2 separate regions of the Homo sapiens genome follow, and region 2 is linked to region 1. A link is an interaction called in ENCODE POLR2A ChIA-PET data of the cell type or tissue named here. Cell type or tissue: HepG2. All regions are shown on one strand. Links, peaks and the distances in the headings refer to the core of each region. The heading gives the core; the rest is flanking DNA. Region 1 overlaps MYBPC1 (myosin binding protein C1). Region 2 overlaps MYBPC1 (myosin binding protein C1).

Region 1 (5,387 bases), core at 121-5,120:
TAATCCCAGCACTTTGGGAGGCCGAGGCAGGTGGATCACTTGAGGTCAGGAGTTTGAGACCAGCCTGGCCAATATGTTGAAACCCTATCTCTACCAAAAAAATACAAAAATTAGCTGGGCGTGGTGGCGCATGCCTGTAACCCCAGCTACTCAGGAGGCTGAGGTAGGAGAATTGCTTGAACCAGGGAGGTGAAGGTTGCAGTGAGCCGAGATCATGCCACTGCACTCTGACCTGGGCGACAGAGCAAGACTCCATCTCAAATAAAAAATAAAATAAGATAAAATAAGCACTTTACCTGGTGTATTTCAGTTAATTCTTACTGAGACCCAAAGAGTTGATACTGTTTTATTCACATACAGATGAGGAAACAGAGGCATACAAAGTGTAAGTAATTCAGTCTATGGTGCAGCTGGAATTTGAGCTGTCTAGAATGTTCTACAAATAGTATAATTTTTTTTATGTCACCATGTTTAATAATGCATAATATTTAAGATGCATAAAGAAAAAGCCAAGACACATACTGTGTGCATAACAACCCTAAAGACATCTAACTCTAAACATGACAAAATGTAGAATTAAAAAGGACACATTTTGAGTTTTAAGTAGAGCATTCTGTTCCAAGATTCATTAAAATTTTTAGAAGGCAAACGATATCACCAGATGCAAGCAAAGCAATTTATAAAGAGTATTTAGGAAAGATTTGGACAATTTTAGAGAAGAAGAATACTTACCAAAATAGCTAAATACACATCAAAAAAAAAGAATAGAACAAAATCATAAGATCTAACATTTGACATATTATTAAATGTAATTTTAGACGCTGCCCTGATGTGCCAAATTGGCCTAAAAAGGATTCCTAAGGGAGTATAAAAGGGCAAGTCTTATCAAAGTGGATTTAGACTTGAAAGGCATAATGAAAGTCAGATTACAGTTAGCTTTTTGTGAACTCATTATAGAAAGAGAAATAAGTGTGAGATTGAATGATTCTGGTCTCCGCCTCTGCCAAATCAATCAATTCATGCCCCAATCTGATGGGACCTAAAAGTTTACTCTGAAAATGTACGTTAAAGCCCATAAATACTCTGTCCCATGAATGGGAACATCTTGAAATTTGGCCTGTGGTCCATCTTTGGGCTGTCTAAAACAAACATACTCTTTGTAAATTAAAACTGAGCCTATCCACACAGAGCAGAATTACGACAAGACAGTATGATCACTTTGACTTTGGGGGGGCTGTCTTTGTAAAAAGCTGCAAGGACAGAAGCCCTCTTCTTATCCAGTTATGAGATAATTTGCATACATGTAGAAAATTAAGTGACAAAGTCTTTTCTTCTTTTTCACAGTTTGGCTTTCCTTAACTGGTATGCTCTCAAATTTTAGGAAACCCCTCATGAATAAACAGTAGCTACTTCATGATTAACCTAACTCAGAACACTAATTCAGCTACTACCTTTCTGTGTATTTATTCAGTTTCCCCAGGATGCAGTACTTTGAACAAACCATGGATTCCAGAAAAGACATCTGTTTCCATCAAGAACTAACATGGAATAATAACAAAGAAGATGTGGCCACATGCTCTCAGGTACACACATGAAATTAAAATTTCCATACTTATGTTTGATTGCTAGAACTTTAATCCTGTTCTTTATCATCTAACACACTTAAGTATGTCTAGAGATGAAGTTTAGAATTACCACAGAACATACTGGCAGCCAAGAGTATTTTGTGTCTCTTAATATAGTTTTCATAGACTAATTAAGGAGCAGTGAAGATAAAAATAGTCATTATTAATTATAATCAAAATTCTTCTCTGTGTCCACAAACAGCCTAAAAATAATTTTTAAATAAAACAATTGCAATAATTTTAAATAAAAGTAACAAAAATGCTTCCTTGGACTGTAAAAACAATAGCAATAATTACACAGCAATCTCCTCTCACAACCATACAAAATTGAAAAGAAGAATGTATTTGTTTACAAAAGTATTGCAAAAATGTCATTTTGTATTTATTCAAGTTTTTAAAGAGACCACTTATTTATTTGTTTTTGTGTCCAAGCATTTTTTAAAAGCAACTTCAGTCTGGGTAGTTGACTTCAACATTCATGTTTGATTCGGGGATACTTTGAAATTGCTGTTAAAAAGGAAACTCTATGAATTGTGTGTGTATACAGAGCCTAAAAAAAAAAAAAAGTTTCAAGGCTGTGTCTCATGGCCAAAATAAAGTGAGTCATTGAGAGCATAAAGGATTGTAAGTTCTTCATGTTTTCCACCCTCCTGGATTCCTTAGACCAGCTAGTGAGTCTAACTTCCACCTTTGACCAGTCCACAGTCTCCCTTACTCCTGACTTCACTGTTTGAAAGGCCTGGGAACAAGAGGGAATTTCTTTAGATTTACTGGGTGAGAAGTAAGGATACAACTTGTTTTTCCAAAGTCTTTTTAAAGTGATATATTTAGGGCGCTTCAGAGGAAAGAATTGGCCAGTCCTTTATTTATCTTCCTAACAGGTGCAGTCGGAGCAGTCATAAAAGCAGGCTACTGAAAAAGAAGGATTCTGCCAAGTATTAAGCCCCTCTAGCACGCATTTGCCCTAGGGTATTCCTTCTTACAACACAGAGCTCAAATATATGCCATGAATCTCCAGCACAGCATGGTGGTTTTTCTCAGGAGGAAAAAATATGATGGCATTCGTTCATACAACTTCTTTATTTTCAATTGAAATCATCAGCTTGGCCTCGATGAACCATTTGAAGTCAAAAGGGAAACAATTGCCCTTGATAAACTATCTTTCCTCCTCCCCTATTCCTTTCTCTTAGTTTTCTGCATAAATTATTAACCTTTCCCCAATTTGAGGTAAGGATAATATTTGTATATAAGATGACTTTCCAAAGACAAATTGATTTCGGTGTTTGAAATAGGCCATTCACTCTCTTGCAGGTAGAAACTGAAGGTCAAAGAAGAGATATGAGAAGGAGTTTTCCCATCAAGGGAGGTCCTTTTCTGATGGATGACTAAGCCCTGAGAAATGCTTAGAAATAGGCAAGAGGGGATGAATGCTGCTCTACATTCAGGTAGCTTTTTGGCTTGGCAAAACTTTAAAATGTGATGAAATCTCTAGAGAGCAAGAAAAAAAAGATACAGAAATGGAAAAACCCTTATGGACCCCAACAACAACAACAACAACAAAACTGTTCTCTATTACCATGGTCCCATCTATTCCTATTGAAATGTAGACCAAGATGGATAAGATGAATATTGTATGTTGACACAGCAAAATAATCTGCAGTAACAAAGCCATGCCTTTGCTTCCTAAAGTTATCAGAATGGCACCTTAAAATTATGGTCATAAAGGAACCTGTGATTGGCCATACGTTTGAGTTTTCAAGAAGAGATCTTACACGGAACATGAGAAAACTACAGTGACTCTCTTGAGATTTTTCGAATGACACACAAGCACCAAAGAGGAACTTTTGCCTTTTCGGACAAGTTAAGTACATTAAATATAATAAGGTCTGATAAATCAGAAACAAAAAGTGAAATTCATGTTAAGGCCTCAACTCAGTGTTTTAGAAGAGAATTTTTCTGGGTTTTATAGTATCTGACAGTTAATAGGCCAGGCACAGTGGCTCACACCTGTAGTCTCAGCACTTTAGAAGACAGAGACAAGTGGATCTCTTGAGCCCAGGAGTTCGAGAACAGCCTGGGCAATATTGTGAGGCCCCCATCTCTACTAAAAATAACAAAATCAGCTATTAGCTGGGCATGATGGCATGCATCTGTGGTCCTAGCTACCGGGGAGGCTGAGGTGGGAGGATTGCTTGAGCCTGGGAGGCAGAGTTTGCAGTGAGCCATGATTGCACCACTGCATTCCAGCCTGGGTGACAGAATGAGACCTTTTCTCAAAAAGATAAAAAATAAATAAAAAATTAAAGGAATCCAGTTAACAGTTGTCGCAGGATGTTAAAGAATCAGGCTTTATGGTTTTAATCATTACATATTCCAGAGGTAAAATTCTGAGGAAATCATTTTTATGGGTTTAACAGCCATTCATACTATTCTTTAATGAACAGAGATTCTGCCACGGAAGAAAGGCTATTGCAATTGTCTAGTTTGAGGTTGATAAAATTTCTTTTTGACTGGAAAAGAGAAATTTCCAGTGAAAGGTGATTTCTTGGCCGGGCACAGTGGCTCATGCCTGTAATCCCAGCACTCTGGGAGGCAGAGGCAGGTGGACCACCTGAGGTCAGCGGTTCGAGACCAGCCTGGCCAACATGGCGAAACCTCGTCTCTACTAAAAATACAAAAATTAGCTGGGCGTGTTGGTGGGCACCTGTAATCCCAGCTACTTGAGATACTGAGGCACAAGAATCACTTGAACCTGGGAGGCAAAGGCTGCAGTGAGCGGAGACTGTGGCACTGCACTCCAGCCTGGGCCACAGAGTGAGATACTGTCTTAAAAAAAAAAAAAAAAAAAAAGAAAGGTGATTTCTTTACACAGTAGGAACCGGGGGCAATTAACTTTCGGGCACTTACTTGTACTCAATTAATAATTGATATATAAATGAATGTATCAAAGGCATCCTGGGAGATCCCCACAAATCTGAAACTGCCTACAACATCCTCCCAATTTGATCGGAATAACTTAATTGTACTAGGCCTTAGGTTCTGTAAGAATCCAAAGTGGTGTAAGGTAAGTTTTATCTGGAATAGACAGTACAAATAACATAGTTCTCCAAAGAATACATAATATACAATTGATGATGGTAGAAAGTAGAACAATGGGAAGTGGTTACTCCTTAAGAATAATACTTGCTTTCTCCAAAAGGGCTCACTGAGCCACCCAGCATATTCCAAGAGTCTAAACAAGGACCGTTGACTAATTACTTCCATTAGACTTCCTCTTCGAGATCCAAAGTTACATCTGTCCTTCCTCCTTCTCCTTAGAAGAACCAGCTCTCCCAAGATCTAAGAAGAAAACTCCCAGAATTAGGCCACGGTAGGCTGGGAAGTAGTTGAGTGAGACATTTTTTGTACCTTCAGGTGCTGAAAACTCAGCCTCTTTTGAGGAGTTGCCAGATCCTCCTGGATCCTAGGAGGGCCAAACCAGCTCATGTGTCCTATTAAGATTCACAGCAAGTGGTCATGGCCTTCCTGGGCATGGCTTTACGAGCTGTGGGGAAGAGTTCAGAAGACCCATATGGGCTGGAGGAGCCTGTTCTTTGGGAGGGTTTCTGCAGGTATTTTGAAATGATTCTGAAGAACTGGCTCTAGGCCATGTTTTATTTTTCAGAGGGAGGCTTATATGCAATCAAACTAACCCCAGTGAAAATGAAATCACAGTTAGGAGAAGAAGAAAGGACCAGAATAGTTCATGAATTGCCGTACTCC
Region 2 (5,387 bases), core at 74-5,073, 54 kb before region 1:
TAATGGATGCAACTTTATATTTAAACTGGGTTTCTTATAGTCAACATATCTTTGGGTCATGTTTTTGCTCTACTCTGACAATTTTGGGCTTCTAATTTGTATATTTGGACCATTGACATTTAAAGTAAATATTGGTATAGCTCGATCAATATCTGTCATATTTGTTATTATTTTCTATTGGTTGCCCTTCTTCTTTGTTCCTATTATTGTCTTCTACATTTTTTTCTGCCTTTTGTGGTTTTAATTAAGCATTCTATGTGATTTCATTTTCTCTCCTTTATTAGCATATTAATTTTACTTCCTCTTTTTTAAACTTTTTAAAGTGGTTTCCCTAGTTTACAATATATATTTACAATTAACCCAACTCCACTTTCAAACAACACTACAGTGGTTCACAAGTAGTGCATGTACTTTAAAATAATGAAATGTCCCTAATTCCTTTCTCCCATTTTTTGTATTATTGCTGTCATTCATTTCACTTATATATAAAATACATAAATATAACTATATAAGCATACCTAATTGAATACATTGTTGCTTTTATCATTTTGAACAAAGTATTATTTGTTAGATCAACTGAGAATAGGAAAAAATGAAAAAGTTTATTTTACCTTCACTTATTCTTTATTTTATACTCTTTCTTTCTTTATGTAGATCTGAGTTTCTGACCTATATTATTTTCCTTTTTCTGAAGAACAACTTTTAATATTTTTTTGCAAGACAGATCCATTGGCAACAAATTCCCTAAAGTTTTGTTTGTCTGAGAAAGTCTTTATTTCTCCTTCACTTTTGAAAGATAATTTCAGAGGGTACAGAATTCTAGGTTGGTGGGTTTTCACCCTGAACACTTTCAATGTGTCACTCCACTCTCACATTTTGGCAGTTTGCCCTGTATCCTCACTTCTCTGACATATGTAAGAGGAGTTGCTAGTTTTTCCGTTTGTCCAGCTTTTTACTTGTTAGGATAGAGTGGCAACTTCTAAGCTGATTACATGCCCGAATGAAAATTTGAAGTCTAACTGATTCTTTAAATTTTTTTGGACTTTTTCTCTTGTGTTTCATTTTGGATCATTTCTATTGCTATGTCTTCAAATTTGCCTTCAATGTCTAATTAGCTATTAATTCCATCTACATATTTTTTATCTGAGACATTTTATTGCTTTCATCTGTAGGTGATTAGATTTGGATCTTTTTATATTTTCCATTTCAGTTCACTTTTTTCACTTAACTTTCTCTTAATTTTTATTTTATTTTATTAAATTTCTCTTAAATTTAATTTAAATGGAGAGCTTAACATTTCTCCACCTAACTTTTTGAACATATGGAATACACTTAAAATAACTATTTTCATATGCTCGACTGCTATTCTAATTTACATGTGAGATCTGAATTGGCTGTAACTGACTTTTCTCCTCATTTTGAGCTGTGTTTTCCTGCTTATTTCTCTACCATAATGTTTGACTGGATGGCAGGATATTGCTAATTTTGTCATGTTGGGTGCTTGATATTTTTGTATTCCTATATAAATCTTGAGCTTTGTTTTGAAATGCAATTAAATTATTTGGAAATTGATTGAATCTTTTAGACTTGTTTTTATGACTTATTAGGTGGGTCCATGACAGTGCTCAGTCTAGGGTTAATTATTCCTGCAACCAAGGCAAGGCTTTCCTGAGTACTCTACTCAATGCACTGTGAATGATGAGGTTTTCATGTCTAGCTAGGGGGAACAGGCACTACTATTGGCCTTGTGTGAGTGCCAGTCCACTTCTCTTTAATCCTTTCATATGTTCCTTTCTTGAATCTTGGGTAGTTTCCTCATAAATGTGCACTGATCTTTGCTGAATACTTGAGCGTGTTCCTCTGCAGAGCTCCAGGGGGACTCTCTGTGCAGCTCTCTCCTCCAGTATGTATAGTATGTATCCTATGAACTCTAGCTGCCTTGGTCTCCTTGTACAATGGGAGTCCTAAACTTAGGGAGTCCACTGGGTTCTGTCCAGGTTTTTCTTCCTTGTGCCACTGCCTGGATACTCTTTTATGGCAATAAGCTTGAGGCAATTATAGGGCTTATTTCATTTGTTTATCATATTTCATAGTCATTGTCTTTCACGATCTGATGTCCAATGTCTTGAAACCCATTGTTCACATATTTTGTCTATTTTGGGGGTTATTTCAAGTGAGTAGGTAAATCTGGTTCCTGTTATTCAATTCTGGTTGAAAGTAGAAGTCTCATTCTGCTTTTTATTATTTAATTTTATTTTTAACATTAAAAAAATTTGTTTTGAGATAGAGTCTCACTCTGTCACCCAGCTGGAGTGCAGTGGCGTGATCTCGGCTCACTGCAACCTCTGCCTCCCGGGTTCCAGCAATTCTTGTGCCTCAGCCTCCTGAGTAGCTGGAATTAGAGGCATGCTGCCACCATATTTGGCTAATTTTTTTGTATTTTTAGTAGAGATGGGGTTTCTCCATGCAGGCTCAGGCTGGTCTGGAACTCCTGGCTTCAGGTGTTCTGCCTGCCCCAGCTCCCAAAGTGCTGGGATTACAGGCATGAGCCACCATGCCCAGCCTCATGTCTTCTTTTTAAATGTAATTTTTCTTTTTTTGCTTTTATTTTTGTAGAAAGCCACGGAGTCACACTTGAGCTGGCACTACTCTACCATTTCACCCTCACTTGCATTTCTCCCAATCATTCACTTTGCCCCAGCCATGCTGGCTTTCCTTCTGTTCCTCCAACACATCAGGCTTATTCTCTCCCCTTGGCCTTTGCACTTGTAATTGCCTCCGTATGGAAATGTCTTCCGTTTGATCTTCACATAATGGGTTCCTTGTTCTTCACAGAGGCTGCCATTGACTATGCAGTTACTTGCTATTGTATCATTCTCTTTTATTATCTTCTTGTACTTATTACTATCCAAAGTGACTTTGTTCATTTATTTATTTAATAATTCATTTTCTTTTTCATCCCCCCAATTTCATTAGAATAAAAATGAGGCTTTTTCACTGTGCATCAAAACATGCTTTGCTACATAATAGTCAGAAATATGAGAAGTAAATTAATGATGATCAGATTTGCCTGAAAATCAGTCATCTTTCTTTTTCAAAGGAATTACATCTTTACTGTACTGCTGTACATTTATTTGTTTTCTACCTTCATCTGAATAATGGAGGGCAAGGGGTGGGGTAGGCAGTGTGTCTGCATATGTGTGTGTGCATGTGAGTGTGTGCAAGCATAAAACAAACCTTATCTCCCCGGCTCCACATGGCTTTAGGAGGTGGTTCTCCGCTGATGGGGATCTCAAGACGAAGCTTGTTTCCTGCAATCACTGTCACTGTGTTGTCAGCATCAAGACCATCCAGGATGATCTTAGGAGGATCTAGAATATTAAGCATAGTCTTTGTTATCAGACAGTCATTTCTGTGTAAATATCTGCACTAATGTTTGGCTAGTATGATGGTAGTAACCAATATTTTATCTAATCAAAAAGAATATAAGAGGAGTCAAGATAGTTGGTGCCTGGCACCTTGCAAAACCATTTTATTGTAAGGTGTTGGTATAAGTCACCAATCTTTCTGATTGGTGATTAATACCAATTGATGTATTTTTCCTTAAATGTCACTTAGTTTTGAATATATTATAATTCCATGGTAAGCAAAAGCAAACAAAAAAGAACACAACTATGCAATGAATTATTTTATCTACTCACCAATAACATGAACTTTGGCAGGCAGAGTAACATTGTAGGCATCAGGTGCAAATACATAATCACCTTCATCTTCAGTGAGGGCATTGGCTATCACTAACTTGTGGATCCTAAGGAAACAAGGAAAATGTATTTCTAAGACTCCAAAGATCTAGTTTATATATGACCCAAGCTGAAAAGACACTTGACCTTTATCTGATTAACTTCTTTAGTGCAGGAAAGAGAGGGAGAGAGAGAGAGAAAGAGAGAGAGAGAGAGAGAGGATGAGAAGCCTTAATTATCCTACTTATTGATTCAAATTAAATCTTTATTTTGGACTATATGGAATTATCTCCACAAATAGAATCTGCTTATTGTATATGCAGAGTCTATTATTCTTTTTTTTCATCTCATAGCTTTAAAAAGGCTAAAATAGAACATATCAATAATGCTATACTTTAAGATTCAAGAGATGCCAAGAATAATCTTGATTTTGGCTTTACATCCCAAACCCTAAGAACAATAGCTCTTAACTTTATTGGGGTCACAAACTAGTGAATATCTGATGGACACTATGAATCCTTTCTGTGTAAACAGTATGTATTTTTGTACACATAGAATTTTCTCACAATTTCACAGGAGTTATGGGGCTTCCTAAAGTTCATTTATGATACCCTAAAAGCCCATGAATTCAAAGTTAAACTCTTGCCTTAGATCTTTGCCAGATTCTAGGATATTATGTCCCCTACGCAAATAAAGATTTGTGGGAAGGCATTGTGACACTTATTGGTTAGAGACGGTTAATCCATTTGATCAGGTCCTCAATTAGAATTCAGTATTTTTCCTCTAACTTCATGTTTATTATTTATTTTAGAGACAAGGTCTCTCATTCTGTTTCCCAGGCTGAAATGCAGTGGTGTGATCTCAGCTCACTTCAACCTCCCCCTACTGGGTTCAAGCCATCCTCCCACCTCCCAAGTAGTTGGGATTACAGGTGCATGCCACCACGCCTGGCTAATTTTTGTGTTTTTTGTAGAGATGAGGTTTTGCCATGTAGCCCAGGAGCTCTTGAACTCCTGAGCTCAATTGATCCGTCTGCCTTGGCGTCCCAAAGTGTTGGGATTACAGGCATGAGCCATGGTGCCTGGCCTCTAACTTCATGTTTAAATGGAAAAAGAGTCAATGGATTTTGAATAGACAAAGTACCATAGTGTGAGGTACAGATACAGGATTATGAGTAGGACATGCTATACAACAGAGAAATCACACCTTCTTGCTAGTTGGAAGCGAAGAATCAGGAATAGATGATCTCCCTATGGCTACCCTTCAAATATCCTCACCAAATATGTAATTTAGAAAATGGAGAAAGTAGAAATGGGACCAAACCTCACTTGCGGGTCACCTGGCTCGCTTACCTTCCCTTGTGAACCACCTTTAGACGGTCACTCTCCTGAACAGGTAGGCCATTTTTAGTCCATTTTCCTGGTATGTTTTCAGAGATTTCACACTTCAGGCAGATTTCTTTTCCAAGATTTACAGTCTGATCAGTCAGAGGTGTCAAAATCTTCAGAGGTTTCACTGTAGAAATGATAGACCATCACAAATGCCAAGCCCAAACTCCCAACAGGCCAAGATGGTGGCATTTCACAATGGTATAGTGAGCTCTACTACAATGTTTGTTTTGAAAGTGAGAAGCTGTACCAATGCAAT

The links. ChIA-PET counts read pairs that join two places held together with the same protein. Peaks named below come from ENCODE experiments on the same cell type or tissue, not always from the same donor. Only the 100,000 strongest peaks of a DNase experiment are listed, where the experiment ranks them.
Region 2: POLR2A ChIA-PET joins it to region 1 with 10 read pairs; 2 of 35 experiments call an interaction of 5 or more read pairs at or near these places.

What each region holds. Positions count from the first base shown.
Region 1 is chr12:101,597,105-101,602,491 of GRCh38, reverse strand. All of the region lies in intron 1 of MYBPC1 (myosin binding protein C1), which reads right to left. LOC105369938 (a long non-coding RNA gene) reads left to right here. Exons shown (of 5, transcript XR_001749279.2): 4 at 1,472-1,583; 5 at 2,937-3,938. Among named protein-coding and RNA genes, the nearest start is that of MYBPC1, 4.8 kb to the right of the region's middle. In HepG2, for the core only: no CTCF peak of the experiment used is centred there; DNase peaks (open chromatin) are centred at 2,241 and 2,961; H3K4me3 peaks cover 1,165 bases.
Region 2 is chr12:101,651,099-101,656,485 of GRCh38, reverse strand. It overlaps MYBPC1 (myosin binding protein C1), which reads right to left. Exons shown (of 32, transcript NM_002465.4): 16 at 5,093-5,255; 17 at 3,702-3,808; 18 at 3,238-3,371. Among named protein-coding and RNA genes, the nearest start is that of CHPT1, 44 kb to the left of the region's middle. In HepG2, for the core only: no CTCF peak of the experiment used is centred there; a DNase peak (open chromatin) is centred at 2,765.